Regions from separate parts of the Homo sapiens genome. Here region 1 is linked to region 2. A link is a loop called in an ENCODE intact Hi-C map of the cell type or tissue named here. Cell type or tissue: Panc1. All regions are shown on one strand. Each heading gives the region's core, and the rest is flanking DNA. Links, peaks and the distances in the headings are about the cores only. Region 1 overlaps VSX2 (visual system homeobox 2). Region 2 overlaps LIN52 (lin-52 DREAM MuvB core complex component).

Region 1 (5,376 bases), core at 99-5,098, 140 kb before region 2:
GCGACCTCCACCTCCTGGGTTCAAGTGATTCTCCTGCCTCAGCCTCCCAAGTAGCTGGGATTACAGGCACCTGGCAGCACGCCCAGCTAATTTTTTGTATTTTTAGTAGAGTCAGGGTTTCACCATGTTGGCCAGGCTGGTCTTGAACTCCTGACCTCAGGTGATCTGCCCGCCTTGGCCTCCCAAATTGCTGGAATTACTGGCGTGAGCCCCCACGCCTGGCCTCTCCCCACATTTCTAATACATCCCAAGCCCTTAAGGCTCCAGTACAGGGGAACACCTACACAGTGCCCATACTCCCTGTGAGTGGACTGTGGTGCAGCAGCTAGAAGCCCTAGACTGGGGATTTCTGCTCTGCCTCTAGGTGCCTTTGTGGCTATGAGTGCATTTCTTTTTCTTTTCTTTTCTTTACTTTCTTTTTTTGACGGATTTTCGCTCTTGTTGCCCAGGCTGGAGTGCAATGGCGCGATCTCAGCTCACCGCAACCTCTACCTCCCAGATTCGAGCGATTCTCCTGCCTCAGCCTCCTGAGTAGCTGGGACTACAGGCTTGTGCCACCATGCCTGGCTAATTTTGCATTTTTAGTAGAGACAGGGTTTCACCATGTTGGCCAGGCTGGTTTTGAGCTCCCAACCTCAGGTGATCAGCCAGCCTCGGCCTCCGAAAGTGCTGGGATTACAGGCGTGAGCCACCACACCCAGCCAAGTGCATTTCTTAACCTTTCTGAGCTTCCCATTCCTTACCTGCCCTGTGACACCACCTCTCTGCAGGTTTCTGGTGGAAATTAAACAGCGTGTGGGAAATGCCTGCCACATAGTGATAACTGAAACACACTGGCCTGATGCTTGATGAATTCTGTGGACAGATGTGCAACAAGCTTTGCTTTCTAGCAAATGTTCTAGGATACCTTTCACGTAAAACCCTATCATTTTATCTCCCACCTTTGATATGTCTTCTCAGCATTTAGGCTCCTTTTTCTAGGTGGACTGTTGGTTCTGACAAACCCACAATATTCCTTTGATCCCTCTCTCACTCACTTTCCTGACCGCTCACTTTCTAGAAGAGACTGCTCCTCTCACATGGGAGTCTGGTCCCAAGCTCTTCAGAAGACCCTGCGTCAAGGTGCCAGCGAGGACTAGAGCCCTGCCTTATACTTCAGTCAGGGTGCCAGGTGCCTGAAAAGGGGCCCAAAGTGACACCCAGGGCCACCAGATTTGGAGTCCCAGGACAAAGTGAGTTGGGAGGGCCTTCCAGTTTGGGAATGACCCTGGGTTTCTCTTTTCCTTTTTTTTTTTTTTTTTTTGAGATGGAGTCTCACTCTGCCACCCAGGCTGGGGTGCAGTGGCACGATCCTGGCTCACTGCAACCTCTGCCTCCCAGGTTCCAGCAATTCTCCTGCCTCAGCCTCCTGAGTAGCTGGGATTACAGGCACCCGCCACCATGCCCGGCTTATTTTTGTATTTTTAGTAGAGACAGGGTGTCACCATGTTGGCCAGGCTGGTCTCGAACCCCTGACCTCAAGGTGATCCGCCCTCCGAGGCCTCCCAAAGTGCTGGGATTACAGGTGTGAGCCACCACCCCTGGACAAGCCTGGGTTTCTTGATACATTTCTCCTCAGAGGTATCAGCAGTGATACCCCAGCAGCAATCAGAAAGCCCAGGTTGGCCAAGCGCAGTGGCTCATGCCTGTAATCCTAGCACTTTTGGAGGCCGAGTCGGGTGGATCACAAGGCCAAGATATCGAGACCACCCTGGCCAACATGGTGGAACCCCGTCTCTACTAAAAATACAAAAATTAGGTGAGCGTCGTGGTGCAAGCCTGTAGTCCCAGCTACTCAGGAGGATGAGGCAGGAGAATCGCTTGAACTCGGGAGGCAGAGGTTGCAGTGAGCCGAGATCGTGCCCCTGCACTCCAGCCTGGGCAACAGAGGGAGACTGCATCTCAAAAAAAAAAAAAAGAAAGAAAAGAAAGCCCAGGTTGTGTGGAAAGACTGTGGCTGTCCACAGTTGTCTGGCAGGTGCCTCCACAGCAGGCACAGAATGTGCCTGTGCCTCGAAGGAAAGACTGGGCCCAGGGAAGGACTTCTTGCCAAGTGGATGCAAAGGCACAGCTAGCAGGCCAGGAAACCCTGTCAGCTCTTTCTCGACGTGGGCAATCAGCAGGAACAGCCGAGGCCATGCCTCACACCTCCTCTTGTCTCTGCATCATCACATAGCTGCTGTCCTGCAAGCTCCCGCCCTGGCATCGCCACCAGAAAACATGCCCAGGGTTCCATCCCTCAATCATCTCCCAGGAGACCCTCTGCAGTCCTTCCAGGATCGCCCTCCTAAATACCTCCTGAAGGAGACATTGTGCATGACAGATGCCCTTTGCACATTCTGGTCTCCTCGCTACCTCAGGCCCTGCCCTGCCATCTTGCCACATGCCATCAGGTGAGCGTCCATCACTTTCCCCCAGTCTCTTTCTTCCCCTCTGGCTGGAAGCTGATGAATTTGGGCTCATCGCTGGCGTGACTTAAGGGCTTCACACTCTGCACCCACTCAGCACTTCGCCCGCGGTTTATTGCAGCGCGCTCTGTGCAGCCCAGCCTAAGGCTCAGACAAGTGGAGTCTTGCTGCAGCCTCTGTTACCCACTAGGGGGCAGCTCCGACCACATTTCCAGACAGCCTCTTGCCTGAGCACTGACATTCCATTTCCTTCCTCACCCCAAACCCCTGCCACCCAAAACGCCACTTTCTTCCACTCATATTAACCCACTCAGAACAGAAACAACCCTCTCCTGAGCCTCCAACCCAGTGTGTTTACATTCACTGCACACAGAATCACCTAGAGAGATTTAAAAGCATACAAATGCCAACGTGAAGAGGTTTGATTTTTTGTTGTTGTTTTTGTTGCTTTTTTGAGACAGAGTTTCGCTCTTGTTGCCCAGGCTGGAGTGCAATGGCGCGATCTCGGCTCACTGCAACCTCCGCCTCCCGGGTTCAAGCTATTCTTCCGCCTCAGCCTCCTGAGTAGCTGGGATTACAGGCATCCGCCATCATGCCCGGCTAATTTTTGTATTTTTAGTAGAGACGGGGTTTCACCATATTCGCCAGGCTGGTTTTGAACTCCTGAACTCAGGTGATCTGCCCACCTTGGCCTCCCAAAGTGCTGGGATTACAGGTGTGAGCCACCGTACCCGGCGTAATTTTGTATTTTTAGTAGAGACGAGGTTTCATCATGTTGGTCGGGCTGGTCTCGAACTCCTGACCTCAAGTGATCCACCCGCCTCGGCCTCCCAAAGTGCTGGGATTACGGACGTGAGCCACTGTGACCTGCCGAAGATGTTTGATTTTAAACCAATTAAATCGGAATTGCTGGGTGTTGGCCGGGGGAGCGCATGGGCATTTTAAAAATCTGCCCTGGGGTTTGGCGCGGTGGCTCACGCCTGTAATCTCAGCATTTTGGGAGGCCGAGGCGGGCAGATCACGAGGTCAAGAGATCGAGACTATCCTGGCTAACACGGTGAAACCCTGTCTCTACTAAAAATACAAAAATTAGCCAGTCGTGGTGGTGCGCACCTGTAGTCCCAGCTACTCTGGAGGCTGAGGCAGGAGAATTGCTTGAACCCAGAAGGCGGAGGTTGCAATGAGCCGAGAAAAAAAAAATCTGCCCTGGTGATTCTAATAACCATCCTGAGATGAGATCTGTACAAACCCTTCCCTACTCAAGCACCCATCTTCTTAATTCTGGAATATGACCCACTAATACTTTGTTCCCTACCCTTAGGCAGGGGCCACTTTAGAAGAGGCAAAGTCACACAGTGCTCGGCAGAGAATCTAAACCTCAGCCTTCAACATACACGAGACTTCTAAGAGGGGTGAAATGTAGTCTCTGTTTACTTCGAACATTCATAGTTCTGTAATGTTTGCATTTTATAACAAGCACATCTTAGAAAAAAAAATAAACACATGAATATATATGTAGCCTGCCCTCACAATTCTAGTAACAAGTGACCCCTCAGAGGAAATTAAGTCAGTCTGGAAACCCACCTTCTCTTCCCCAGGGCTGATAGCTGGCAGGGACTTCCAGAATGCCATATCCTAGCATTTAAAAAAAAAAATTTTTTTTTTTTTGAAACAGGATTCTGCTGTGTCACCCAGGCTGAGGTGCAGTAGCACGATCACAGCTCACTGCAGCCTTGACCTCCTGGACTCAAGTAATCCTCCCACCTCAGCCTCCCAAGTAGCTGGGACCAGCATGTGTCACCACACCTGTTAATTCTTGTATTTTTTGTGGAGATGAGGTTTTGCCATGTTTCCCAGGCTGGTCTCAAACTCCTGGCCTCAAGTGACCCTCCGACCTTAGGCTCCCAAAATGCTGGGATCACAGGCACCAGCGTTTTATTTATTTATTTATTTAAGACACAAAGAAGACGGTGTGCCTGAGTCTGATGTGGAGACATAGAAGCTTTTCTTTCCCCAACACTGCACCATAATCCTCCACCTCCAGCCCAGAGCGATGTGGAGTGAGGACGTGTTTACTCTCCAAACACAAAGGCAGAGGAAATCATCATGCCTTTCTGCTGGGACTGGTTTGTCATCACTGTTCTTTGCATTATTACAGTTTGTATAGAGAGGCATTCATGTCTATCTCATAGGATCTCATGTCACGGTAGCTGAGTACTGGGTTTGAATCCCAGTCTTACTTTACCTCTCAGCCCCTCAGTTTCTTCATCTAGAAAATGGGTGTAGGAATGACAGCTAACTAATTTGTCTGTTACGGATTAAATGAAATGAAGCATGCCGGGCATGGTGGTTTACACCTGTAATCCCAGCACTTTGGGAGGCTGAGGTGGGTGCATCATTTGAGGTCAGGAGTTCGAGACCAGCCTGGCCAACGTGGCAAAAACTCGTCTCTCTAAAAATACAAAAATTAGCCAGGCATGGTGGTGGGCACCTGTAGTCCCAGCTACTCAAGAGGCTGAGGCAGGAGAATTGCTTAAGCCTGGGAGGCAGAGGCTTCGGTGAGCCGAGATCACACCACTGCACTCCAGACTGGGTGACACAGTGAGACCCTGTCTCTAAAAAAAAAGAAGAAAAAGAGAAGAAACGAGGTATGGAAAGCACTTAATATCTGGGACAATGGTGAGTACTTAATAAATGCCAGTAACAACACTGTTTTTATTAAGTTAGCATTATGAAAAAATATTATTATCTTACAAATGAGTAATTTCAGACTCAGGGTTTGGCTTGCTGGCAGTGAAACAAAGACTGGAAGTAGGTGTGTCTGCCTTTCCGCGTCTACATCGCAGGTTCTCATCAGACATCAGACAGTAGACTTCAGACATGCAGGGGTTTCTTGGCTTGGCCCAGCAGGGGTGTATGCTCCAGCGGT
Region 2 (5,376 bases), core at 198-5,197:
CTACCATCCTACTCTATCCTGTGCACCAATGCCTCCTAAAGGTGTGTATCTTTCCTATTCAAAAATCTTCAGTGGTAGAACTTTTAATGACACAGGAAAATGCTTAAGATAGAATAAAATTTTTTAAAGCACAAGTTAAAACTACACACACACACACACACACACACACACACACACACACTAATCTCAGTTATATTAAAAAAGCATTTCTGGCCGGGCGCTGTGGCTCACACCTGTAGTCCCAGCTACTTGGGAAGCTGAGGTGGGGGACTTGCTTGAGCCCGGGAGGTAGGGGTTGCAGTGAGCCAAGATCACACCATTGCACTCCAGCCTGGGTGACAGAGGGAGACCCTGTCTCAAAAAAAGAAAAGAAAAGAAAAAAAAAAGAAAAGAAAGAAAAATAGCATTATCTGTGTACATGGTACATGAATGGATGCAAGTATACATATAAACACACACATAGACACATAAAGGGACTAAAAGTGGGGCCAGGAAACACATGAAATGTTAATAGTGGTTATCTCTCAGTGGTAAGGCTATGGTTTGTTGGTGGTTTTCTTTTTTTTACTTTCTTCTTTATTTTTACAATAAAAAAAATTGTAGTAAAATCTCTTTTAGTAAAGGGTCTCCCCAAACCATCTACAACACACACAGTTAATTTGACAGCATTAAGATACTTTTTAAAGAACATTTCACATGCTCCCTACTACCACTGAGAATAACTCCTTGACCCCTGGAGTTCAAGGCCCTCCTCAGTCTGGCCCCTCTATCTCCTTCCTAGTCTTAGTCATTATGAGACCTAACATAACCTGGGGTCTAGATTCAACCACTCGCACCGTTCCTTGAGCAGAGCTGTTGCTTTCAAACTCTTTAACATTCACTCTACCTAGAATATGCTCCCTTTCCATTTCTACCCATCTTTGTGTTCTTTAAGGTTTTCTTTCTTTCCTTCCTTCCTTTTTTTTGAGACAGAGTCTTGCTCTGTTGCCCAGGCTGGAATGCAGTGGCATCATCTCAGTTCACCGCAACCTCTGCCTCCCAGATTCAAGTCATTCTCCTGCCTCAGCATCCCGGGTAGCTGAGATTACAGGCGCCCGCCACCACGCCTGGCTAATTTGTGTATTTTTAGTAGAGGCGGGGTTTCACCATGTTGGCCAGGCTGGTCTCAAACTCCTGGCCTCAGGTGATCACCCAACTCAGCCTTCCAAAGTGCTGGGATTACAGGCGTGAGCCACCGCACCTGGCCAGGTTTATTTCCAATGTTCCAGAAATTGCAAATATTACCATACTCATTTCCCTTGTCTATAACAGACATCACTAATTGCCTTCTCTGAATCTAGGCTCCCTCTCAAAATCTTTCTCAATTCAATGGTCCTAGGCAGGTCTTAACTAAATAAAATGAAGTTTATCTGCCACTCCTGTAGCAATCTAATGCAATTGCCTCTTCTCCCCCATCCATATAGTTCTTTGTACTCTCATAGAGCTTTTCTCCTCTATATTTTTTTAAGAATCATTTACCTTAGTTGTCTTATCTTCCTTTCCTACTAGATTTTAATCTACAAGAGGGCAGTAATTATCTTCCTATCCCCTACATAGCCTTGTATGAAGTAGTCACCCAAACAGTTGCTGAACAGGACACTTCATTCTTTTGTTATTCAAAATGGCTAAATATTTGAAAGCTTTATTTTAAAACAATTAAATTTTTCTTGAAGGACTAATTAGTCCAATGTAGTTTCATCAACTTTAGCTAACATTCCTGTTTAATGTAATAGAGCATTGCCTGATACCACATGAAAACCAACAGAGTCCAAGGATACAAGATAAGTCACTGGTAGGGGAAAGTATTGAGACAAGAGAACTTAACCCATTTTTAGGGTCTTATATGCAGATATAAAAACTATTGAATTAACCACATTTTTAGAATTTTTTTCTACTAAGTGGGAGAATCGCTTGAACCGGAGGCAGAGGTTGCAGTGAGCCGAGATTGTGCTGCTACACTCCAGCCTGGGCAACAGAGGGAAACCCTGTCTCAAAAAAAAATTTAAAAAAAAACAAACAAACAAGGAAATATGTAAAAAAAGATGAAGAGATAAAAAAGAAAAACAAAAAGCTAAAAATAAAAATCAACAAGGTATCAACAAAGCTAGGCAAGTAGTCTGGTAAAAATCACAAGAAGGGGCCAGGTGCTGTGGCTCATGCCTGTAATCCCAGAACTTTGGGAGGCCGAGGTGGGCGGATCACCTGAGTTCAGGAGTTCAAGACCAGCCTGACCAACATGGAGAAACCCCATCTCTACTAAAAATACAAAATTAGCCTGGCGTGGTGGCGTATGCCTGTAATCCCAGTTACTCGGGAGGCTGAGGCAGGAGAATAGCTTGAACCACGGAGGCGGAGGTTGCGGTGAGCTGAGATCACGCCATTGCACTCCAGCCTGGGCGACAAGAGCGAAACTCCATCTCAAAACAAAAAAAAAGAAAAAAAGAAAAAAAATCACAACAAGTTTTTACATAGATCAAAAATCCAGTTCAAGAGATGTGGGTAGTCTTTCTGTTAGTGGTACAGAAAGACTCATGCTGCCATCTAGAGGTTAAAGGCTAGATGATTTTTCTCCTCAGTCAAGGACTATTAATTTAGTTCTATGAGAGGTAGGACTTAATTGGCCTAATAAGGGAAGCCAGACAAATAATTCTGATGTCAGCCCACAAAAATAAATAAATAAATAAATAAATAAATAAATAAATAAATAAATACCAGGGGCAGGGCATGGTGGCTCACACCTATAATCCCAGTGCTTTGGGAGGCTGAGGCGGGAGGATTGCTTGAGCCTAGGAGGATGTGGCCAGCCTGGGCAACACAGGGAGACCCCATCTCTACAAAATAAAAATTAAAAAAAAAAAAAAATCAGTCAGGCATGGTGGCACTGTCCTGTGGTTCCAGCTACTCGAGAGGCTGGGCTGGGAGGATTGCTTGAACCTGGGAGGTCAAGGCTGCAGTGAGCTATGACTGCACCACCGCACTCTAGCCTGGGCAACAGAGACCCTGTCTCCAAAAAAACAAAAAGGTGTAAGAATCACAGTTATACTCTCCCTTCCCTCCTTTATATATTAAAATTACAAATCAAAAGAACTGTTTAGAATTTTATCTAGATGGGAAACAACTTCTAAATGTAAATGATCACTTTTTTGCAAATCACATGCCCAGAGGGTGGAGAAGTCTAGTACCACAGGCTAGTGCTGTGGAAACTTCTGCTTCTTGAAAGCAGTTTTTCTTAGTTACTACCATCAAATAAAGTACCAAATAGTAAAGTTGTATAGATAACTTCATCAATGTAGATTAATGGGATAAAGTATTAAGTTTTGAATGGAGACATCTTAATCTTTTTTTTTTTTTTGAGACGGAGTCTCGCTCTGTCACCCAGGCTGGAGTGCAGTGGCGCGATCTCGGCTCACTGCAAGCTCCACCTCCCAGGTTCATGCCATTCTCCTGCCTCAGCCTCCCAAGTTGCTGGGACTACAGGTGCCCACCACCACGCCCGGCTAACTTTTTTTGTATTTTTAGTAGAGACGGGGTTTCACTGTGTTAGCCAGGATGGTCTCGATCTCCTGACCTCGTGATCTGCCTGCCTTGGCATCCCAAAGTGCTGGGATTGCAGGCGTGAGGCACCATGCCTGGCCTCCTTTTTTTTTTGAGATGGAGTCTCGCTCTGTCACCCAGGCTGGAGTGCAGTGGCATAATCTCGGCTCACTGCAACCTCTGCCTCCCAGGTTCAAGCGATTCTCCTGCCTCAGCCTCCTGAGTACCTGGGACTATGGGCGTGCGCCACCATGCCCAGCTAATTTTTGTAGAGACAAGGTTTTACCATGTTGGCCAGGCTGGTCTCAAACTCCTGACCTCAGGTTATCTGCCCACCTCAGCCTCCCAAAGTGCTAGGATTACAAGCGTGAGCCACCACACTGGCCTTAATCTTTTTCTTTTAGAGATGGGGTCTTTCTTTTAGAGAATGGAGTCTTCGTTTTGTTGCCCAGGCTGGTTACAAACACTTGGCTTCAAGCAATCATCCCCGCTTGGCATCCCTCTCAATCTTTTTACAGTGAAATGTTGCTTTTAAAAAACAACAGTGATAAAATTTAGCCAAATAACAGTCCCATTAAACTGCTACATGAACGTACAGAATTATATGATTAATCAGCAGAAGCAACTACTTATATCAAAGTAAGCTAAATTCCTCAAAGCTTTTTTAGAAGGTAATATATTCAGTGTTACCTTATTTACATTAAAGCACATCTACAAAAAGCCCACAGCTAACACTGTGGGTTTCTCCCAAAGATCAGGAAAAGTCAAGGATGTCCACTCCTGCCACGTCTATTCAACACTGTACTGGGATTTCTAGCCAGGACAATTAGGAAAAAGAATTAATTTAAAGGCAGTCAGAATGGAAATGAAGAAGTAAAACTGTCTCTCTTTGCAAATGACAATTCTGTATATGGAAAATTATAAATAATCTACTAAAACATTATTAGAACTAAAGAAATAAGTTCAACGAAGTTGCAGAATACAGGATCAATATACAAAAATTAATTCTATTTCTCAGTAGTAGCAATGAGCAAACTGAAAATGAAATTAAGACAACAATTCCATTTATAATAGCATCAAAAAGAATAAAGTACTTAGGAAAAAATTTAACAAATGAAGTATAATATTTGTGCTTTGAAAATTGCAAAACATTGTTGATGTTGGAAAGCTCACACATCCCAATTTCAAAATTTACTACAAAGCTACAGTAAGCAAGAAAGTGAATTACTGGCATAAGGATAGAGATTACATCAATGGAATAGAATGAGAGTCTAGAAATAAACCTTCACATTTACGGCCAACCAATTTTTTTTGTTTTGAGGCAGGGTCTCTCTCTATAGCCCAGGCTGGAGTGCAGAGGTGTGATCATGGTTCACTGAAGCCTCAACCTCCCAGGCTCAGCCTCCTGAGTAGGTGAGACTATGGGTGCACATCACCATGTATGGCTAATTTTTAATCTTTTTGTAGAGATGGAGTCTCACTTTGTTGCCCAGGCTTGTCTCAAACTCCTGGGCTCAAGCAATTCTCCCACCTTGGCCTCCCAAAGTGCTGGGATTACAGGTGTGAGCCACCATGCCTGGCTGCCAACTGATTTTTTACAAGGATGTCAAGACAATTCAATAGAAAAAGGATAGTCTTTTCAACAAACGATGCTAAGAAAACTGGATATCCACATGCGAAAGAATTAATTTAGATCCCTATCTCACACCAAATATAAAAATTAACTTAAAATGAATCAAAGACCTAAATCTAAAATTATAAAACTCTTAAAAGAAAACACAGGCATAAGTTTTTGAGAACCTG

Evidence for each region. A loop is a pair of places that touch in the nucleus more often than their neighbours do. Peaks named below come from ENCODE experiments on the same cell type or tissue, not always from the same donor. Only the 100,000 strongest peaks of a DNase experiment are listed, where the experiment ranks them.
Region 1: a loop joins it to region 2, with 12 times the contacts of the local background. A loop is called at or near these places in 103 of 110 quality-filtered maps.

What each region holds. Positions count from the first base shown.
Region 1 is chr14:74,248,976-74,254,351 of GRCh38, reverse strand. The region is part of intron 3 of VSX2 (visual system homeobox 2); the gene reads right to left. Among named protein-coding and RNA genes, the nearest start is that of VSX2, 12 kb to the right of the region's middle. RefSeq lists a silencer at 2,565-2,724. In Panc1, for the core only: CTCF peaks have their summits at 2,408 and 2,633 (motif pointing right); a DNase peak (open chromatin) is centred at 2,651; H3K4me3 peaks cover 403 bases; H3K27ac peaks cover 240 bases.
Region 2 is chr14:74,108,981-74,114,356 of GRCh38, reverse strand. The region is part of intron 5 of LIN52 (lin-52 DREAM MuvB core complex component); the gene reads right to left. The region is part of intron 1 of LOC105370563 (a long non-coding RNA gene); the gene reads left to right. Among named protein-coding and RNA genes, the nearest start is that of LIN52, 27 kb to the right of the region's middle. In Panc1, for the core only: CTCF peaks have their summits at 2,368 and 2,568 (motif pointing left); a DNase peak (open chromatin) is centred at 2,606.